Regions from separate parts of the Homo sapiens genome. Here region 2 is linked to region 1. A link is an interaction called in ENCODE POLR2A ChIA-PET data of the cell type or tissue named here. Cell type or tissue: Panc1. All regions are shown on one strand. Links, peaks and the distances in the headings refer to the core of each region. The heading gives the core; the rest is flanking DNA.

The links. ChIA-PET counts read pairs that join two places held together with the same protein. Peaks named below come from ENCODE experiments on the same cell type or tissue, not always from the same donor. Only the 100,000 strongest peaks of a DNase experiment are listed, where the experiment ranks them.
Region 2: POLR2A ChIA-PET joins it to region 1 with 5 read pairs; 3 of 35 experiments call an interaction of 5 or more read pairs at or near these places.

The regions. Positions count from the first base shown.
Region 1 is chr2:234,702,880-234,707,269 of GRCh38, reverse strand. The region is part of intron 2 of LINC01173 (long intergenic non-protein coding RNA 1173); the gene reads right to left. Among named protein-coding and RNA genes, the nearest start is that of LINC01173, 22 kb to the right of the region's middle. In Panc1, for the core only: no CTCF peak of the experiment used is centred there; a DNase peak (open chromatin) is centred at 1,912.
Region 2 is chr2:234,797,052-234,801,441 of GRCh38, reverse strand. It overlaps LOC101927896 (a long non-coding RNA gene), which reads left to right. Exons shown (of 9, transcript XR_002959457.2): 8 at 2,582-2,698. Among named protein-coding and RNA genes, the nearest start is that of LINC01173, 120 kb to the right of the region's middle. In Panc1, for the core only: no CTCF peak of the experiment used is centred there; no DNase peak of the experiment used is centred there.

The DNA of each region.
Region 1 (4,390 bases), core at 227-4,226:
CTGAAAAAGCCAAACTCACAGAGGTAGAGACCAGGGGCTGGGTGTGGGTGGGTATGGAGAGGCTGCTCAAAGGGCACAAAGTTTCAGCACGGGATAAGCTTTTGCGATCCATTGCATAGCACGGTGACTATAGTTAATAATGCAATGTGCATTTCAAAGTTGTTCAAAGATTTTTTTTTTTTTTTTTTGAAGACAGGGTCTCACTCTGTTACCCAGGCTGGAATGCAGTGGTGCAATCTCGGCTCACTGCACCTTCAACCTCCTGGGCTCAAGCAATCCTCCCACCTCAGCCTCCTGAGTAGTTGGGACTACAACTGCACACCACCACACCCGGCTAATTTTTGTATTCTTTTGTAGAGGTGGGGTTTCACTGTGTTGCCCAGGCTGGTCTTGAACTCCTGGGTTTAAGTGACCCTCCCTTCTTGGCCTCCTGAAGTGTTGGAATTACAGGCATGAGCCACTGTGCCCAGCCAAGAACAGATTTTAAATGTTTCACAACAACAAAATAAGTATGTGAAGTGATATGTTAATTAGCTGGATTAATTCATTCCATAATGTATATATAATCAAAACATTACATTGTACCCTATAAATATATATAATTATTATTTGTCAATTAAGAATATATTTAAAAAGAAGTAAAGAGATTGACTGTGGAGCTGGTGGCATCCCTGCCCCCTACCCCAACACCCCACTTCTCAAGTATGTGTCTCCTTTCCTGAGTAACTGGCAAGGCCTTTGAAGGGGGAACTGGGGAGGGAGGAGTGCAAGGTAAAATTTATGAGACTATTTTTCCAAAGACAGATGACAAAATTCAAAATAAATTGGGACAAGGGATGTTTTTTCCCTCTCCTGCAGAACTATAGACTTGGGCCATGATTGAGTAGGGCCTGAAGAAAGCACAGTTCTGCTTGGCCCTTGCCGGTTTGGGGCTGCTATAGGGGCTCTTTGGTGAAGGGGGGTGATGTCTTCTTGGATGGCAGTGGCCGTGGTGCTGAGGAGTGTTGCTTGTGCCCTAGAAATCACAAGATGACTGGTGTGAAAGTCACTTCTTCCCCTGTGTGAGAGCCCCTTGTGGATGCCCAAAATCAACTGGGGAGAATGGGAGAGTGAGAGTAAATGAGCGAGGAGAATTGGGGAACAAATAGTGCTGGTACCTCCTGAGAACCCATGTACAAGGAGGACCCAGCGATGTTTGAGAGGCCTGTTTAGACCAAAGGCTACAAGAAAGTGCATCAACATGTAAAGAAAGATGATCTTCTTACTTTGGGAGTATCCATCCTTTTAATTTTTTTCTTATACTTTTCATATATTTAAGTTTTTGAAAGTAAGCATGTGTATTAGTCCATTCTTGCATTGCTATAAAGAAATATCTGAGACTGATCCTGGCTAACACGGTGAAACCTCATCTCTACTAAAAATACAAAAAATTAGCCGGGCATGGTGGTGGGCGCCTGTAGTCCCAGCTACTCAGGAGGCTGAGACAGGAGAATGGCGTGAACCCAGGAGACGGAGCTTGCAGTGAGCCGAGATGGCACCACTGCACTCCAGCCTGGGGGACAGAGCAAGACTCTGTCTCACACACAAAAAAAAGAAAAAAAAATATATATATATATATATCTGAGACTGGGTAATTTATAAAGAAAAGAAGTTTAATTGGCTCATGGTTCTGCAGGCTGTACGGGAAGCATAGTGTCTTCTAGTGAGGCCTCAGGAAACTTACAATCATGGCGGAAGGCAAAGGGGAAGCAGGCACGTCTCACATAGCTAGAGCAGGAGGAAGAGGAGAGGGGAGAGGTGCCACACACATTTAAGTGACCAGATCTCTCACTTGCATTAATTACCACTTTCAGATACGTAACTTCCTAGAAGAGAAGGCAAGAGGGCAGGCAGAGGTGAGTAATGGTGGAAATAATGCTAATTTACCCGGGATGATGTCATCTGTGGTTCTGGCTAGGGCCAAGTGAGTATGACAGCATAGATGAGTAGGTGTGTGGCTGAAGCTTTGTACCAGGCTCACCTCTGTCTTGTTCTCAGGTCCCCAGTACTGTTGAGACCGCAGGGTGGAAGCTGTAGAGTGGTCAGCATTTGGATGCCACATACTGCAATCACCCCTGGTTGTAGATGGGAAAATGAGGCATGGCCTGTATGCTGACTGTCTCACAGCTGCTCAGCAACTAGCGGCTCCACATTCTCTTCCTCCTATCTCACCCTGAACAGGCTGCCTCAATTTTTCACACTGAAATCCAATCATGGCCAAAGCAATTTGGGACTAAGCAGAAAACCTTCCCCCTGCCCCCTCTGCAGAAGCTGGATTCTTAGTGACATGTACTCTCAATAAGAAGCTCAATTTTTTCTTGGCTATGAATGAAAGTGATATGATTATACTTATGAAGCCTGTGCCTACAGCTTCTATCAAAGTAGTAACGACACTTTGGAAGGGGAAAGGAAGGTGTAACATTCTAAGCATTAGTCCATATTTCAGAGAATTCATAGCTTTTGGATTTCGTGGTATTTGAATAAGAAAAGAAAAACAACTTGAGTTATTTAAAGCTATATAGATACACTTACAAATAATTAATGTAAGCATAAACACACCCTTATTCAGTTTCTCCCCTCATTTTGATATTCCATATTATTAAGCCAAACCTCCCAGAACCCCCTGCTACCACACCATCTACCTTAAAGATCATTACATTTGTAAAAAGAAAATTCAGTTACTGGGTTAAAATTCTTCTGAACTCTGGCTGGGTGTGATGGCTCACGCCTGTAATCCCAGCACTTTGAGGCCGAGGCAGGTGGATCACAAGGTCAGGAGTTTGAGACCAGCCTGACCAACATGGTGAAACCCTGTCTCTATTAAAAATGCAAAATGTAGCCAGGCATGGTGGCGCGTGCCTGTAATCCCAGCTACTCAGGAGGCTGAGGCAAGAGAATTGCTTGAACCTGGGAGGCGGAGGTTGCAGTGTGATGAGATCGTGCCATTGCACTCCAGCCTGGGCGACAGAGCAAGACTCCGTCTCAAAAAAAAAAAAAAAAAAAAGAAAGAAAAAATACTTCTGAACTCAAAACATTTGGCCTGCCTTGTTAACGACATTCATCTGTGCATTCCTTTCTGGAAGCTTGTTTCAGCAGAAGTGTGTGGGTATCTAAGCAACCTTTGAGGCTTTGGGTGGAGTGGCATTAGCTTCAGCACCAAACAGCATGGTTCTTGGTTCTGAGTGCCCATTTGAAGGACCTTGAAGCTTTTTAAAAGTACAGGTCTCCCAGCCCAGGTAAACTGATCCTGAATCTCCAGGGCTGAAGCCCTGGGCACCTGCAGCGATTGAAATTCCCCGCTGTGCTGTGCACGCTCTGGGAGGACTGAGGACTACCCAAGCAGAAGCAGTTTTTCAGCTAGATGCTGACAGTCTGGAGTCCCTTGCTCCTTGTAAAGGCAAAACGAGCTACTACTAGAGCATCTTGAGTAAAAAGAATGAAGCGCCAGAAAAATAATAAGAAAGTTAAAAGATAATTCACATTCTGCTGCCCGTGTTCCTTTTGAATTAAGTTTATTTTAGGAACAGGCTTATCAAATTTGCCTGGAAGACACTACTGTCAGTTTCCATGATATTTTATGAGCTGCCATTATTCTTCCTCTACTGAGAACGCCCTCCCTGAATGTGTCTGCCTTTGTGGAGTGAAGCAAACACAACTGTTTATGCATCATGGTCCCAGCATGAAATTCAGCTCCTCCTTTATCTCTCTCACGTCCATCCCCCTCCCACCACCCAAGCTGAGGTCAGTTAGGATGTCCATTCATGAGTGGAGAAGACTTTTCTGGAAGGGTCTTGCATGGCAGTGGTGCAGAAGCTGAATAGAGACAGCTTGGTGCTGTCAGGCGCCTGGAGAGCTCGTTCCTTGAAGTCATCTTCCCTGTCTAGTCCCAGCCCCTTGCCTGCCTCCCCTCCCTCTCCCCACTTCCCCTGGTCTTCCCTGCTCTTCCTCCTTTCTCTCCCTCACTCTCAGGTGGGGCAGCTTTCCCTCCTCTGAAGCAGGGTGCCTGCCCACGTGCAGCCCTCAGGGGACACAGCTGCCCCCACCCACCCACCTAGAGAGGATCCTGAACAAACACCAGCGTCTGTCTCAAAGGACTTTCCACCCCAGGTCTCAGGATAATAAACATTCCACCACCTCTTTGCACATACCACCCACCCTGCAAGTTCACGTCTGTCCTTCCTTCTCTTCTGCCTCGGGGCTTTGGCTCCCTCCCAGACACGCCTGGCTTCACCCATTCATTCCTCCATCATCTGTTTACTAAGCACCATGTGCTAAGCACTGGCCCTGTCCTTGTGCAAAGGGGCAAGTCGGAAACCCCTGCAGTAACCTCACGAACAGTGGGGACATCGCC
Region 2 (4,390 bases), core at 122-4,121, 94 kb before region 1:
GTTTGAGGAGAAGGGAGCAGGAGGGGGTGTGTGCCTCATACCTGCTTTCCCTGTGGTCATTAATCATCCCAGACCCATCCTCCCTGCTCTGCTGTTATCTTCAGCAGCCCCTCTAATCCCATCCACCCACCCGGCTGCTGGTTCCCCAGGACGGCAGGGCTCTTTGATTCCAGCCATGCCATACTGAGTGCTTTACTGAAGCTCCAAGAAACATATCAGCCTTCTCATAGTAGGTACCTGTGAGGGCCAGCTCTGCCCATTCCCACCATTGGATTTGTCCCCAGATTTTTCTGGTGGAACCATGGGAAGCCAGGCCCTTGTTTGATGTCTGTGCAACATTCACATCCAAGGATTCAGGTCACTTTCCTATCTGGACCTGGGCCCAGCAGATAACTATACTGACCGGCAGGTCCGGAACATTCATTCTCTCATTTAACAAGTATTTATTGGACACCTACCGCGCCAGGCGCTGTTTTAAGCCTTGCAGATACAGCAGAGAATGGGAGAGAGGAAGGCATTTGTCCTAATGGAGCTTGATGGGGAGACAGGTAATAAATGAAACAATAAGTGCATTGGGGTGATCCAGCCAAGCTCCTCCACCACAGCCGGGCTAATCTCCAAAGCAGGCAGCATACAGGATGTCAGACAGGAGTGGAGGCAGCAACAAAAATAAAGTAAGGGAGGTGGATGGGAGGTGCTGGTGTGGGAGGCAGAATTTTAAAGTAGAGAGGCTGGGGAAGGGCTCCCGGGGGTCATGGGTGAGTAGATCTGGAGGAATTCCAGGTGGCCACAACCTGGGGGCATGGTCTTTGGTCCTGAGTGCATGACAGCCTACGCTTGACACAGAGGTGATGCCCTTTGTAGTCTTCATCTCCCACTCTATCCCAGCACCGGCACTTGCTCATTGGGGTCCATGATCCTACAACACTTGGAATACTTGGGCTGCTGCATCATTCTGTCCTGTTGCTGGTCCCTGCAGAAGGGGATAGTCCTGGCTTATTGGGCAGCCTTGGCAGGAAAGCTGTCCCTGTACCAGGCATGGGTTGAGCCTTTGGAATTGGTGGCCAATGTCCCAGTGCTGCTGCTAGTGAGGATTGTGAAGGTCCATGTATTGTCAAAAATGAACCTTCAATAACACTTATTGACACACACTTATTGGCCGTGTGTTTCAATAAAAAGGAAGAATGAAAGGCATATTCCAACCCATTGGGTCTGTTCCATGCTCTGAAAATGGCCTGACATTCATACCTGGTTTCTCTCTGGCCTATAATGGTCCCAGCTCCATCCTCCTTGCTCTGCTGTTATCTTCAGCAGCCCATATAATGCCACCCACCCACCTGGCTGCTGATTCCCCAGGACAGCAGGGCTTTTTGATTCCAGCTGCCCCACGCCGAGTGCTTCATAGAAGCTCCAAGAAACATACCAGCTGCCATGTAACAATGCCATGTAACACTTCTTTTCTCATCTTGCAGGCCAGAATTTAGTCATAAGGCCACATCTGATTTCAAGGGAGCCGTGGAAAGATAGTCTTTATGTGCACAGTGGAGAACCAGGGCCTTATCCCAAGGAAGAAGGGAGAGCAGGCATTGGGGGTGGGTAACCAGCCGTTATACCCTACACCTGGTGAGAACACTGACACCATTTGTCCTTTGGTGGAGAAATGAGGCACCCCTTTCCTGGGATAACACCTGGCCTTGTAGAGACCAGCATGGGTGGTCTTGGACCTAGACAGCCTCCCCAGTCTGATGACCCAGAGAGGCTGGTGGTGGACAATGCAGGACACATCAGATTTCTGGGGACGTAGAGATCTGCCCTCGTGCCTGGTGAAAGACCATTCTGGAAAGGCGACGTAGTGCACAGTGCTCTCCTGGTCTTTTTTTTTTTGTGAATTGTCCCCCCAAAAAGTTGGCCTTTATATTAGCTAAGATTAAATTTGGCTACCTATAACACAGAAACCCAAATAGAAGATGTCTGAAAGAAGAGAGAAATTTATTACTCTCTCATGTAAAGGAAGTTCAGAGGTAGGAAGTCCAGCCCTGGCACGGAGGCTCCCTGAGGTTTTAAGGGGTGCAGACACATTTCAACACTTTGCTCTGCTACCTCTGGGATGGAGGCTTCATCTTCTGGTTGAAAATGAAGGTTAGGCTGGGCGTGGTGACTCATGCCTGTAATCCCAGCACTTTGGGATGCTGACATGGGAGGATCGCTTGAGCCCAGGAGTTCAAGATCAGCCTGGACAATATGGCAAGATCCTGTCTCTACTAAAAACTTAGCTGAGCAGGGTGGCACTTGCCTGTAGTCCCGGGTACTTGGGAAGCTGATGGGGAAGGATCCCTTGAGCCCAGAAGGTGGAGGCTGCAGTAAGCTATGATCACACCATTGCGCTCCAGCCTGGGTGATAGAGCAAGACCCCATCTCTAATTAGAAAAAAATAGAAAGTGGTGGCTAGACTTTCAACACATCTATATTTTATGCTGCATGGTGGGACAAGGGGTAAGGGGAAGCAAAAGGCATGTTCCTGCTGTCTTTTAAGAATATTTTTGGAAGCTGCCATGTAACACCTCTGTTCTCATCTTGCTAGCCGTAATTTAGTTGTGAGGCCACATCTGACTTCAAGGGAGCCTTGGAAGGAGTCTTTATGTGCCCAGTGGAGAACCAGAGCCTTATCCCAAGGAAGAAGGGAGAGCAGGCATTGAGGGTAGGTAACTAGCAATTACGCCCCACACCTGGTGAGAACACCGACACCATCTGTCCTGACTCTGGGTCACAACTCAATGGATTGGGGGTGGACCCTGATCCAAGCCGGGCAAGCAGTTTCTCTCCCCCAAGAAACTTTAAACTGGGATTCAGAGGCATGAATCAGTCTCTGCAAGAAGCTCGAACTGTGGGTAGGTGGGCTTCAGAGAAGGGTATCGGCTTTCTTCCTGGGGAGATAGAGAAAGCTGGACTGCATAGAAGAATGAAAAAGGGGGCAAAAAAGAGGAAGGGAGGAGGGGATGAGAGAAGAAAGTGGTTGCAGGTGGGTTGTTAATGTGCTCAGCAGTTTTTTTTTTTTAAGTCTGACTCTTCTGCAGGGCTTCCCAGTAAGCACAAAGTGCACAGTGAGCTTTCTACGTGTTATGGGTTGAATGGGAGTGAGCAAAAAGATGTATCTATGTCCTACCCCCAGTACCTGTGAATGAAACCTTATTTAGAAAAAGCCTCTTTGCAAGTGTAATTAAGTTAAAGAGCTCAAGATGAGGTCATCTTGATGGGTCCTAAATCCAAGGACAGGTGTCCTTATACGGAGAAGGGAACACAGAGGGGAAGGCTGGGTGAGGATTAGAGTGATGCGGTGATTAATCCCATCTGCGTCCCTAGATGCAGCTCGTTGCTATGCAGCATCTTGTACAGACGGCTCACACATGTCCAAGTCTTCAGATAGTTGACCGAGGCCTTGCAAACAAAGGCAAACTCATACCTAGAATATACGTCGATTTCAGTCAAGACGAATCCCCTGTGCTGTCCAGAGTGTCAGGGTTTTATGTAATCACCTTGCCCCCAGGTGGCTGGTTGGACTGAAATTGTACCACATCCGGGCTCAGCATCGGTTTCTGTGGCTGGCAGACATGACATCTGGAAATAGCAGCAGCTAGATTGGCCTTAGTGAATTGAAGTTCCTTGCTGTCGAGCCATGCATAGTCTCCATTGCTGTCACGGTAGCTATTCCTTCCACAAACCCCTGGGGCCAGCACTGGGTGGATAATGACAGAGACTGACGTTTACTGCCTGAGTCCTTCTCTCTGCTTGTTGCTTTAGTCCCTCCCCTGCGGCAGGTGCTCTCTGGTGGGCATTAACTTGTGATATAAAGGTCTTCACTCTTTATGTCCACTTCCACAGGCCCATCCACACACCTCTCTCCCTGACTTCCTGTCTCCAGTCTTCCAGTCTTTCTACATGAATCTTCAGTCTCTCAACCTTGTACCTTCCAGGCCACTAACTATTCAGTTCAGCCATTTGCCACTGCCCATGAGTCAATGTATACTCTCAACTTGGGGTACATTTCTTTTCCACACAAAATGGATGACCAGGAAGGCGTTTATACCTTTAGGGTCTCCCCATCACTGTAGTTTTACTTTTAGGAATGTATCTCTTAGATCAGTATTGCCCAAGAAACTTGTTTCCCAAAATATTCTTTCAAAAATGGGGTTCGTGGTCAAAGATATTTGGAAAATTCTACACACTCTAGGTGTCCCTTGGAGAAATATGATTCATATTAGCATGTTCATGATTCTGAGAAGTCCTAACATAAAGATATTTTAAACCCATCGTCCCCAACTTTTATTCATAGAAATCTTTTTCTTTTATTAAGAGAGCAAACATATGTTGAAAATTACTAATTTTAATTAAC